2 separate regions of the Homo sapiens genome follow, and region 1 is linked to region 2. Evidence: chromatin contacts called from ENCODE Hi-C or POLR2A ChIA-PET data. All regions are on one chromosome and are shown on one strand. Each heading gives the region's core, a stretch centred on a gene start or an enhancer-like site at or near the end of the contact. The rest is flanking DNA. Distances are from core to core; before and after follow the strand shown. Region 1 has its middle 37 kb from the start of PGRMC2. Region 2 has its middle 46 kb from the start of PGRMC2.

What was found. A loop is a pair of places that touch in the nucleus more often than their neighbours do. ChIA-PET counts read pairs that join two places held with the same protein, here RNA polymerase II (POLR2A). Pooled maps may share reads with other maps.
Region 1: a pooled map shows a loop between it and region 2 (2.0-fold over the local background). The contact joins two enhancer-like sites. A Hi-C loop is called at or near these places in 1 of 50 pooled maps. POLR2A ChIA-PET finds 5 or more read pairs at or near these places in 2 of 52 experiments (AG04450 and activated T-cell).

Annotation. Positions count from the first base shown.
Region 1 is chr4:128,321,608-128,328,061 of GRCh38, forward strand. No RefSeq gene overlaps it. Among named protein-coding and RNA genes, the nearest start is that of PGRMC2, 37 kb to the left of the region's middle. RefSeq lists an enhancer at 4-566. Within about 2 kb of position 1,569, at least 5 of the 41 ENCODE cell types and tissues checked have a DNase peak (open chromatin) inside an H3K27ac peak, as active enhancers do.
Region 2 is chr4:128,238,794-128,244,937 of GRCh38, forward strand. No RefSeq gene overlaps it. Among named protein-coding and RNA genes, the nearest start is that of PGRMC2, 46 kb to the right of the region's middle. Within about 2 kb of position 2,943, at least 6 of the 41 ENCODE cell types and tissues checked have a DNase peak (open chromatin) inside an H3K27ac peak, as active enhancers do.

The DNA of each region.
Region 1 (6,454 bases), core at 319-2,818, 81 kb after region 2:
TTAAAAGTTATGGTAGCTATATAAATAATTCTATGCCCTGGAGAAATAATTCTCACTTTTTTGGGTAATTTAACATTCTTTGAAATGCTGTAGAATTTAAAAAATTTTCCATTTTGCTTGGATAACTGCCATACTAGCTTCAAAAGGTGCAGAATAGTTGTGTGTGTGTGTGTGTGTGTGTGTGTGTGTGTGTGGTGTTTAAGGGAAAGTAGAGGAAGCCTTATGGGCCACCCAGGGGGTAAACTCACAATGGGAATTCTAAATGAGGGCTCCTTAGCTGGTTGTGTTTGAAGCTCTGATCCTGACTCCCTTCCTTAGCTGCCATAATCCACCGATGGAGCCTTACCTCGAGAGACAATGCCAGTTTCTCCTCATTGTTATGAGAGTAACCCTGATGTAAGAACCTCATTTTCCAGGCAAGATCAGGATTTAGCTTCTATTTAAACAGGTCTTTGGACTAGAGCTCTGATTTTTGCCTCCAAACAGATTCTTCTAGCTTTGGGTTTTTAAGATCAGTTCTGATTGAGAGGTTAGGAAGACAGTTTTCAGTGTGCCTTCTAATGCTCCCTTTAGGCCTTTCCTAATTCAAATCTGCATTTGTCTGGGAGCTGTAATAATTTTTTGGATGTGGAAGTTGGGGAATTGGGAAATTAGTTTTAGTTTTGCTGATTATGTTTCTAAATAAGATTATCCTTTTGATAAGATTGTAGAATTGAATTATTCCAAAGAATATCTAGACATTTTACCAGCCATCAAAGGGATGACCAAATCTGTCCTCTTCTCTCCTTACCACTCCCCTCCCCACTCTTCCTCTTCCCTTCTCTCATTTATTTATTATCTATTTGTCTATCTATCCATCTGTATGTCTAACCTCAATCAGTCATCTGTGAGTCATGTCTTTGTCTACTTTGTTTTGTTTTGATGGAATGGCAGCAAAGGATGATAAGAGAGCAGTAGTTGTCTGAAGTCTCAAATATCACTGGAGTTTGTTCAAAGTGTTGCGTGAAGGTAGTTCAGTCATACCTAGCTTGTATTATTTGTTGAAATCGTGGTCAAGGAAGAAAAGGACTTTTCTGGGGTTGAAAGAGGCAAAATTCAGGGTAGTGAAACTTGAAAAATGGAGCAAAGAAAACTTGGTTAAAGATAAGGCTGTAATGCCAGATGACAAAAACAAAAACAAAACAAAACAAAACAATGAAACTCCTTTTCTCTTTCCAGAGAGAGAGACTAATGGCCCCAGCTCCTCATGTGGTCTCATTTTCCAGTTGCCCCAAAACTTTCTGCTCTGAGACCCACTATGGCTCTTCTTTCTGCACCTCTCACCTGGTGAAGCGACCTGTGGCCCCACTGATGCTCAGGCTGTGACAGTACTGCAATGAAAAGAGAGACCAGGGTCTGGAGGTCCCAACAGCAAGTAGTGCTTCTAGAGAGAACTCCTCCCCAGCCAGCACTGCTCATTGAACAGCTTACAACCCATGATGAGCTGTTTTTCTAGGAGGCCCTCTTCCATTCCCCAGGCCCAAACGCCTCTGTGAGATATGGGACTAAACAATGACCCACACCTCTTGGCTAAACACTCTGGATAACACTGGTTACTCAGCTTCCTCTAGCCTTCCAGGACAGCTCACAACATACCCCACATTCCAATAACCTCAGTGCTAGAAGTCCACACCTCCTAGATCATTATCGCTTGTCTCAACACTGCTTTTTACCTTCCCCACTCTATCTTGTTTATGCTGCTCTGCAATCTCAGACTCCTCCACTGCCCTCTATAATTCTTGGTTTTCCATTACCAAACTTTTCTACATCCCAAAACTGCTCTCTGAACATTTGCTTCCCCTTCTTCCTCTAACTGAAACTTGGCTGTTCCCTGAGGAAATTTCTTTCCTAGAAGCAGTTTCCTCCCAAATGGAAGATGTCTTGTCTTTCTGTCAGAGGTGTTCGAGCTAGAGTGACTCCATCATGAGCAGGGGCTGGATAAAATGAGGCTGAGACCTACTGGACCACATTCCCAGGAGGTTAGGCATTTGTAGTCACAAGATGAGATAGGAGGTCAGCAGGACTGGTATCACAAGATTCAGGCAAAACAGGACACCATAAAGAAGCCAGCCAAACCCCACCAAAACCAAGATGGCAGTGAAAGTGATACCTGGCCATCCTCACTGCTCATTATACACTAACTGAATGCATTAGCATGCTAAAAGACACTCCCACCAGTGCCATGACAGTTTACAATACCATGGCAACGTCTGGAAGTTACCTTATACATTCTAAAAAGGGGAGGAACCCTTTTTGGAACCATTCTGGGAATTGTCTGCCCCTTTCCCAGAAAACTCATGAATAATCTACCCCTTGTTTATCATATAATCAAGAAATAATCATAAAAATAGCCAACCAGTAGCCCTTGGGGCTGCTCTGTCTATGGAGCAGCGATTCTTTTGTTTCTTTACTTCACTCATGAACTTGCCTTCAGTTTACTCTGTGGACTCACCCTGGATTCCTTCTTGCACAAGGTCCAAGAACCCTCTCTTGGGGTCTGCATCGGGACCCCTTTCTGGTAAACCTTTATTTGGCTGTAGGTAGAGTAAGTATCTTTTTTCTTCCTATTGATCCTTCCAAACTATCTATCCTTCTTTTGACTTTGAAAACCCTAAGTCTGTTGAGTTCATGTCTTCAGACTTTACCACCTAATCTCTCTTCTAATAGTTGTCATCTTTCAGAATCTCTTGCTGTCTCTCATCATTCTTTGATGACTTTATCATCTAGTTTATTGTATTTGATTTCCTCCATTATTCCTACAATCCTGTTGGTTTTGCTGTCCTTGTAGATTATCCACCCAGTACCCTGGTCTCTCAATTTCTTGAACTTCTCTACTTCAAATATCTTCACTCCACTGCAACCAGCCACTGCCATTCTTACAGCCACACCATAGACATTATTAACAGTCAATACCAATAGCCTTTAAAATCTCTGGACAGCAATCACTATCCTGCTGTCTGATTATCACATTTTGAGTCTCTATCTCACTCCTACCAGTTCCCTTGGAACTGTTCTTTGACCCTATAGGGACATTCAATCCATTGATCCTGCTGATTTTATTTTTTAATTTCCCTAACTTTCATATTGTTATTTATCTTCTTGTTAAGCTAGCTTCCATGGTCTGGCACTTGAGCCAGATTCTTGCAGAAAACCTGAACTTTCTTGTTTTCCTTTCTCTCCACTGAACACATCTGAAAAAACTCACCCCTTGTGAAACCCAGTTATCCTCCTATGCTGTAACTACACCTGAGAAACTAATGTTACTAGAGGAAATTCATACAACCATGATGACTGGACTTGCCTAAAGTTTTCCACTGTAAATCCCAAATGGAATCCAATGCTGCTAGATGATGCTGTTTCACTTCCTTGGTACATTCACCCTCCTACACTCTAGGACAATCTTTCTTCTAAAACCTCCATTCTTTCATCCCATTCACTCTCAGCCAATAACCTCGGCCAAGGAAATGTAGCTAACTTAGAATTGCCTCATCTTCCCATCACTAAACCTACCAATCTACTTGCATCTGTACCCTCCATGTATTTTATGTTTCTTTCTGAACACTGGAAGTAGTGTTTCTACTTCTGATGTCCAGCCCCTCTGTTAGCGTCTTAGATCACATCACATCCACATTTGTTTACTCAAGGACCTCAATACTGGAGTTACCCTCTCTCTTCTTAATTATTGTTTTTTTTCATCATGGAATTATTCCTAATGATATACAAACATGTTTTATTATTAATCATCCCTTGAATCCCATGATTTGAGGGAACCTAAAAAAATAAAATAAAATAAAACTATATCTCCCTTGACGTCACATCATCCTCATATGTTTTATTTCTTTCCCTCTCTTCACAGTCTTCAAACTATTTGTTTATACTTTCTGTCTCTACTTTCTCATTTTTTTCCTTTCATATGCCCATTCCAAGTACACTTTTTTGTACCCACCACTCTGTTGAAATAGATCCTATCCAGTTTATCAATAGCATCTAATATAGTGGTCAATTTTCTGTCTGAATCTAATTCAGCCTCTCACTAGCATCTGACACAGTTGATCTCTCTTTCCTTCTTTTTTTCATGCTTAATGATGTTTATTGTTTGCTTCACAAATGAAACATGTTAGTCAATAATTCTGAAGTTATGATTATTAATAGATAATGAAAGCCTATTCAAAATTCACTTTACTCTTCAATGATGTAACTTTTCATTTGGAAATTTCTCTGCAGTCTCTCAATAATTTACACATGGAGATAATTGAATATATGACATGTTTTGAAGGGTAACTTCTAATTGAGTAGATACATATCTCCTTTTTTGAAACCCTTTCTTCTCTAAGCCATCACATTTTCCTCCAGATTTTATCTGATTTTCCTCTGGCTTCCCTTTTCAGACCTTTGCTTGTTCTGGAAAGGGAAACCAGTGAGGTAGGAATAAAATCTTTACTGCACTTCTGTGTTGGAATGTCCCTGCATTGGGAGCACAGACTCTGGAGTCAAATTGCTTGAGTTTAAATTCTGATTCTATTACTTCCTAGCTATATGACCTTGAGAAATTTATTGTATCATTTCCCTTTTTGAAAAATGAGGAAAAATCATAGTACCTGTTTCTTAGAGATGTGGTAAAGATTAAATGAGTTTGGCTGGGCACGGTGGCTCACACCTGTAATCCCAGCTCTTGGGAGGCTGAGGCAGGCGGATTGCTTGAGCCCAGGAGTTCAAGACCAGCCTGCAACATGGCAAGACCCCATCTCTACAATTAAAAAGTCGGGTGTGGTGGCCTGTACCTTTGGTCCCAGCTGCTCAGGAGGCTGATGCTGGAGGATCACTTGAGCCCAGGAGTTCGAGGCTGCAGTGAGCCATGATCATGCCATTGCCATCCAGCCTGGGCAACAGAGTGAGACTATCTCAAAAAAAAAGTAAATATAGACCATCTTAGTGTCTGTTTATAGTAAATGCTATATTAATGGCTATACTAATGGTAGCTATTGTTATTTCCCAAGCTTTTAAATTTGGTGCTGAAATGGAAGGGGACTCGCCTTTTGGGTTATGGAGCTGGAAAATGCCAGTTAATGACTGCTGGTAGTCCTTTCCCTACCATGTGGAAAAAGTCTGCATGAGACGAGATTGAGGTTAACACATGAAAGGAGTCAAGAAAAAGGGAGGAGTATAATAGTCAACATTCTTGATTATGAACAACAGATCCATTCCAAATAGTCCAAAAATAAGCAAAAGTGGATTTATTAAAAGATATTAGGTAGCTCAAGGAATTTCCAGAATTGCTGGAAAACAGGCTTGATAGTTCATTGCCATGGACATTGAAGCTAAGAACACTGGCTGATCTTGCTGAAAAATTATACTGGCAAAAACATCATTCCTACTACCTGTTGCCAATTGATATGGCACCAACCCTGAACCTGAAGCCATAATCTGTGTTGCTGTTGCCCCAAAAGAACTAGATTCCTTGACCACTGTCCTTGTCAGGAAATCAATCTCCCAGTGTGGGGCCATCACTGATTATAACTCCCCTCCACATTCAAGTCTCCTGTAGTTGTATCTGTTTGGCAATGCCTAGATCATACACCTTTACTCTAAATGCAAAGAAATCCAGTAAATGTAATTTTTTATATTCTACTTTTAGAAGAAATAATTCACAATATGGAAAACTATAAAAATGTGAAAATGTTTTTCAGCAGCTATAAATAATATGTTTTCAATATAGATTCCTGTGGTAGAGAGGGGGAACTGTTGACTTCATGTGAAATCCTTGGATCCAGCTGGACCTAAGACTACTCTTTGGAACTTCATGTTTTATGAAACAATAAGTTTCTTCCTTTAGTTGAGAGAGTTTGAGTTAGCTTTTTGTCAGTTCTATTTAGTGTTATTATTAATGCAGCTTCCAACCTTTCTGATCCAAGGTTCACTACTGCAATATCCCCATAATTGGTCTCTTGCCCCCCATACCCACCCTTCTATCTTTTCTCTTCTCTAGAGTCAGGTAATTTTTCATAAATATAACTATTTATGTCATCCTTCTGCCCAAAACTCTAAATGGCTTTCTGTTGCTTTTTGATGAAAACCAAGGTTCCAACATAGTATATACTCTCTATAACTGGGCTTTGTTCACTTTTTCAGGCTTAACCTTTTTGCTGATTTTTCTGCTCAAGTCTTGCTGGCCTTAATTTTGTTCCTTAAACATAGCAACTTCTCATCTTATCAAGGCCTTCAGACAGGCTGTTTCTTGCCCCTAGAGAGCTCCTTCCACTCTGTCATTCTCCCTTATCCTCCTACTGCTCAATCCCCAGCAATCTCCTCTTTATCTTTTGTCTTTTGACTTAGATGTTACTTCAAGAATGTCATTAGAATGGGAGCTCTTTGGAGCCAGGGAATTTGTCTGTTTTGTTCACTGTTGTATGCCCAC
Region 2 (6,144 bases), core at 1,693-4,192:
CCATAAATAATATTTCATGAGAGATAGTCTCTCAGCCAACCAGGAATAGAAGGAAACTTCCTCAACCTAACAAAGGGGTTCTACAAAAACCCTGCAGCGGTATTTTACTTAATGGTGAAAGGTTGAAATGTTTTCTATCCAAAATTGGGAACAACGCAAGGATGCTTGCTCTTAACCACTCGAATTCAACATTGTACTGGAGGTTGTTAGCACAGTAAGGCAAGAAAAAGAAAAGTCATCAAGAATGGAAGAGAAGAAGCAAAACTATCTTTGCTTGCAGTTAGCATGATTGTTTATGTAGAAAATCCTAAGAGAGCTACAAAACACAAAACAACTCTCATAATATGATAGACAAGGAAATTAAATATGGGCAAAAGATTTTATCAGATACTTCACTAAAGAAATGTGTAAATCACCATTAAGCACAGGAAAAGATGCTCAAATGCGTTATTCACCAGGGAAATGCAATGTGATATTACAATATGTCCACCTACCAGAATGGATAAAATTGAGAAGCCTGGTAGTACTGAATGTTAGTGAGGATATGGAGCAACTGGAAGTTGCATATACTATGGTGGAAATATAAAATGATACAACTACTTTGGAAATACAATTTAGCAGTTTCTTATTAAGTTAAACACACACTTACCATTCATAACAGCAATTCCATTCTTAAGTATTAATCCAGGAGAAGTAAAAACTTCTGTCCATGTAAAGATTTATTCAAAGAAGTTTTATTAATAATAGCTGCAAATAAGAAATAACCCAGACAGGTGAAAGAATGAAGAAGCTGTGGTATATGTGTACAAAGGAATACTAGTCAACAATAAAAAGGAATAAAGTTTTTATTGCAACAACATGCATGAAACAATGTGGATACATCTCAAAACATTATAGTAAGTGAAAAAAGCAAAACATAACATATCGGTTAAAGAAAAAGGCAAATCTAATCTAAAGTGAGAGCAGATCAGTGGTTACTTAAGATCAGGCAACCTAGGCAAGAGAGAACTTTTTGGAGTGAGAAAAATATTCTTTCTCTTCACAGTGGTAATGGTTGCATTAGTATATATAATTGTCAAAAGTCATTGAACTGTATCCTTAAAATGAATGTATTTGTTGTATGTTACTTATATATCAATAAAGTTGATTTAAAGATACTGAGTTTTGAAACTCAAGACAGAGTTAGTTGACTGGAAAGAAAAAGAATCTTTGAGTTCTGAGAGCCTAGATGTTTTCAGTCCTGAACTGAAATCCTGGTCTAAACAATAGACATCAGACTGGGTGCAGTGACTCATTCCTTTAATCCCAGCGCTTTAGGAGACCAAGGTAGGAGGATCACTTGAGCCCAGGAGTTCAAAACCAACCTGGGTAACATAGTGAGATTCCATTTCTACAAATAATTTAAAAATTAGCCAGGTGTGGTGGCACCTGCCAGTGGTCCCAGCTACTTCAGAGGTTGAGGCAGGAGGATCGCCAGAGCCTGGAAGGTTGAGGCTGCAGTGAACACTAAGATCACACCACTGCCCTGCAGTCTGGGCAACAGAGTGAGGCTATGTCTTGAAAAAATAAACCAAGGAAACAAAAAACAATAGTTGTCGAACCTAGAACAGAACAAGAGCATAGTCTCGTTATCCCCGGTAGCCCAACTTTGTCGAAAAACTTACTAGGCTGGGGAATGCGGAGAAGAGTTCAATAGGAAAGAAAGTGAGCTATTGGTTGGAGTCCCAAAGAAGGGGTCCTATATCACCCTTGTGCCCCTTCATCCTCCAGCCAAGTCAGATCAGCTTATAGAGACAAGCTGGGAGAGTCCACTTGCTTGTGAGAAGTAGCAAGGCCCACAGGGCATTCCTGAGGCCACTGTGGCAGGGAAGATCAGGTGGGGCTCTGGCAGTCTGAGGGATGTCCTGTATGCTCAGCATGCTTGGAAGAGTGGCTGGCAAAAGCCTGAGAACAGGAGATCTGGAGGGGCCTCACAGCTAGGAAGCGGGGAGACTATTATATCAGTGGCTGCAGCATAGGCTGCGTGGTTGGAGATACCATTGAGGAGACAGCAACAGTGGACAACCAAAAGGGAATTTATTTTGGTGGATGCTAACATGAAGGGGTTGATGACAGAGCAATGGCACTGATGCCGTGAGCCCACAGAAGCCTTGTGGAACTAACTTGCCACTTCAGGGACAAGGCTGTGGGTGGGGAATGAAGGCAGGGAAAAAATTCATTTGAAAAATGCTCTTTTGGCCTCTCTTGGAGTAGCCTGGCTTTTGTCTCTGCTAACACATCAGACCAGCCCTGTCCTCCCCAGGATTCTCTGGGGACTCTGAGATGTGGTGTAGGGGACAGATTGGATCCCTAATTTGCTGCCGACCTCCTTTCTGCAAACTCTTTGGGCTAGATCAATGTGAGCGCTGCAAGGTGTAAGCAAGGGAAGCCATCATCGATAGCACACCATTTCCACTTTCATTCTGAACTCTTAACTGACACATTTACAGAACCTCTTACAAAAATGAAAAGTTCAAATATCCCTCTGTTGTAAAGAAACAAGATGGGCCCAGTGGAATAGTCCATCTTGTTTCTTTACTCTTTACATTTGGATGAAGAACCACACCATTTGGTCTTGGGATCCACTTGAAAACTCTCCAGGACTCAGATTTCTGTTCTTATTTCTCATAAGGCACAGTGTACGTGTGTCATCCTCTGAGCTGTCTGTGATGTTTTCCACCTGACCACAGCTCATGCTGTGTCTCCCACCATGGTCTGGTCAGGCAAGCTGTGTGTACACTTCTTGAGAAGGCTGATTGTTGTGAAAACCTTTGCCACAGAAACAAAAACGAGGGGCTGCCTCTTTCAGATACATTCGCCAGCAGCTTTTCTCTTATGACCTCTGGAACACAATTGCATCAACTCAGACATGTGACTGGGCAGAAATACCAGCTCAAAGACCATCTGGTTAAGAATGAGGCATACTTCCCAGCTTGGTGGATGGCAAAATGTCAAAATGCCCCAGGGGGATCTGCCTCATCTCTCATTCCTAAAATATTCACAGGCTGACTGTTTCTGACCCAGCCTCAAAAAGGGGGGTTTTCCCTGGCAGAAGCTGAAGTGATCCTGGCCTCAGGTTCTATGTCTTTTGGAGCACTGTCAGGGGCTTCTGTGTTTCTGGAGCTAATCTAAGGAATAAGTGTTGTTTTAGGACAGTCGTAATTCAGTGAAATTTATTGATGCACTCACTAAGTGAGCAGATACTGTCCTGGGGGTAGGGATACTGTTTTAGTCTTCCTGTGCTGCTATAACCAAATACATGAGACTGAATAATTTATGAAAAACAGAAATTTATATTCTCACAGTTCTGGAGGCTGGGAAGTCCAAGATCAAGGCAGGTTCAGTGTCTGGTGAAGGCCACTTGTTCATAGACAGTACCGTCCAGATGTCCTCACTTGGCAGAAGGGACAGAAGAGCGAAAAGGGGACAAACACTGTGTCCTCATGGGCAGAAGAGTGGAAGGGCAAACTTGCCCCTGCAAGCCCTTTATAAGGCACTAATCCATTCATGAGGGCTCCAGCCCCATGGCCTAATCACCTCCTTATAGCCCCACATTTTAATGCTGCTGCATTGTGGATTAAGTTTCAACATGAAATCTGGAGGGGCACAAACATTCAAACCACAGCAGGCACAAAGATAGTCAATTTCTGCTCTTAACAGATCAGGCAACGCGGGGAGGGTCTAAGAGAGGGAGGAAAGAGACAATAGATTAGATGCTGATGACACAGGGTGGCCATGCTATGACAGAGGTAGGTGAGCATAGCAGGGGAGAACAGATGAGGCACACCTCACCCCAGAGGGCTCATGGGAGTGGTGTTAGTAAAGGCTTTTTGAAGAAAAGGATCCTTGGACTCAGTCTTGAAGAAAAAGTTTGGAATTCGCTAGGCAAAGGTTGAGAGATTTCCTAGAAGATGAGATGAGATGTGCAAAGGTGCAGAGGCAAGAGAGGGCCTAGGGCACTGTACCACCTGGAGCGCATGATGAGAGATCAGATTGAAGATGGCAGTGGAGGCCCAGTGATGAAGGGCCATGAATGTAATGCTAACAGCTTGCAATTTGTCCTCTGGGGACAGGGAACCATTGGAAAGAGAGCCATTTTGTCAGTGGAGCGATCTTAAATGTGTGCTTAAGAGAATATATGGAACTGCGGGGACAGATCCCTGAGAGGGAGTGGGAGGTGAAGAATTGGAGAGGCCTTCTAAGATGATGAGGAGTTATATTTGGCAGAGCTGGGTGGGTGGGTGGGTGGGTGGGTGTGGAGTAGAGAGCATGGGCCAAGGAAGACTCCAGGTTTCTGGCGTGGGTGACTGAGGACAGTGCTGTTGGCAAACGGGAAGGCCAGAGGATAGATGGTTTGTTTTCTTTTTTAGTGGAGAAGCTGATGAATGCCTTGAACACACTGAACCGGGGGAACCTGTGGGCCATCACGAGGAGGGACTCAGTGGGCCAAGGGCACTAAGGTCTGTGCCTGGGACAGAGTCATCAGTCCAAAGATGGAGGTGACAGTCAGGGGAGTGGCAGAGATTGCTCAGGTGTGTATGGGAGCGAGGAAAGAAGAGGCCCACAAAAGCTGGGGCAGCCACTCTTGCGTTGGCTGAGGAAGAAACTATGAGGCCTGAGGTAGAAGCCCAGGGTGGTGTGGAGTCCTGCTGTCAAAGTCAAGGAGAATGCAGTGGTGGCCATGTGGCAAAATAAGGGCAGAAAAGTTTTTCTGAGAATGAATCACAAAAGGAATTGCAGGTCCCTGGAGCTTGCCCTGAAAAGGAACAGGGGCTGGAAATTCTGGCCCTCTGGGTGGGCCTCCCTTCAGCAGCCTCTGAGTCCGTTTCTGGAGCCCTGCTCACTCCCCTCCAGGAATCAGCCCCCAGCAGGACTTCTACCCAAGGCGTGCTGCACTTTATCAGAAGCTTCCAAGGCCAACAGGTGCTGGGAGCGAGTCATGTCTTTTTAGGTTGTTAGAGTGCCCGTCAGCAAATCGCTATCCTTTCCAGGTTATTTTTTTCCTTCTAGTGTATTCCTCTCCTGATACCTTTAAAAACACACAAAAAAATTTCGTTTTTCCTCACATAATTCTATTATCTTAGATGTTTTTCTGCTTTTAAATGTCTATGTTGCTAGCAGAACCCCTTCCCCAACCTTTTAAAAATGTCAAATACACTTTGTCCTGATAAGGTAAGTGAAGGTTCAATCAATTTATTGCTTTAATCAGTAAACATTTGTGGCATGCCTGCTTGGTACCAGGCCCTGTACCAGGTGCTGTGGCAGCAGAAAGACCACCTGAGGGACAGCCTGAGGGGAATGAATGCTGAGAAGATCAGAGGAAGGCGTCTCCCACTCTCCCCTGCCACAGTGCCCTTTTATTTTGTCCTCCCCAGTTTTTGAGGTGTGAAAGACCCGTACAGCATGGATGCCAAGAGCACGAGATGAAGTGGCAGCGGTTCCTAATCCTTTCTGGGTCTGGAGGAGGCTATGCCCTGGAAGTGGACTCTGAAAGCAGGTCCCCAATGTGCCTGTCACCTTACCATGTCAATCATAGACCTCCCCTTGCCTTTCTTTAAATACACATGCAGCTTCCACTCTTTGAGCTTGTAAGAAACAAACAAGCAAAAAAACAACCAAACAAAAACCAAAACAACCCTACACATGTAGGTTCATTCAAAGTAGTGAAGCAGCAACTTAAGTTGCTGGCAGGGAGAGGTAGGACAGTCAGAGAATGGTAGCTTTCCCTGCTACTCTGCTGTGCATCTCTGGTGAGTCACTGTCTTTAGGAAATGCAAGCAAGACTCAAAGATGAACGGAGGCTACCATGAGTGGTAATGGGTCAGTCCCAGGCAAAGCAGACGCTTCTCACCTCCTTCCCCATTGGACACCTGGTAAAGACAGACATACATTAACATTTCCATAACACATTTTAGTTTATCATGCACTTCCCCCCTACTTTAGTTCACTGAATCAAAAGAGGTAAGCTGTTGTGGTAAATGTAGACATTTCTTTTAGGTACTAAGGAACGGTTTGAAATCATTATATGGAAAATTAGACTTGAAGTAGTTAAAAAAAAAAGAGGCAAATTTTACCTGTAATACTGTGGAACTATTTCCAAAATAC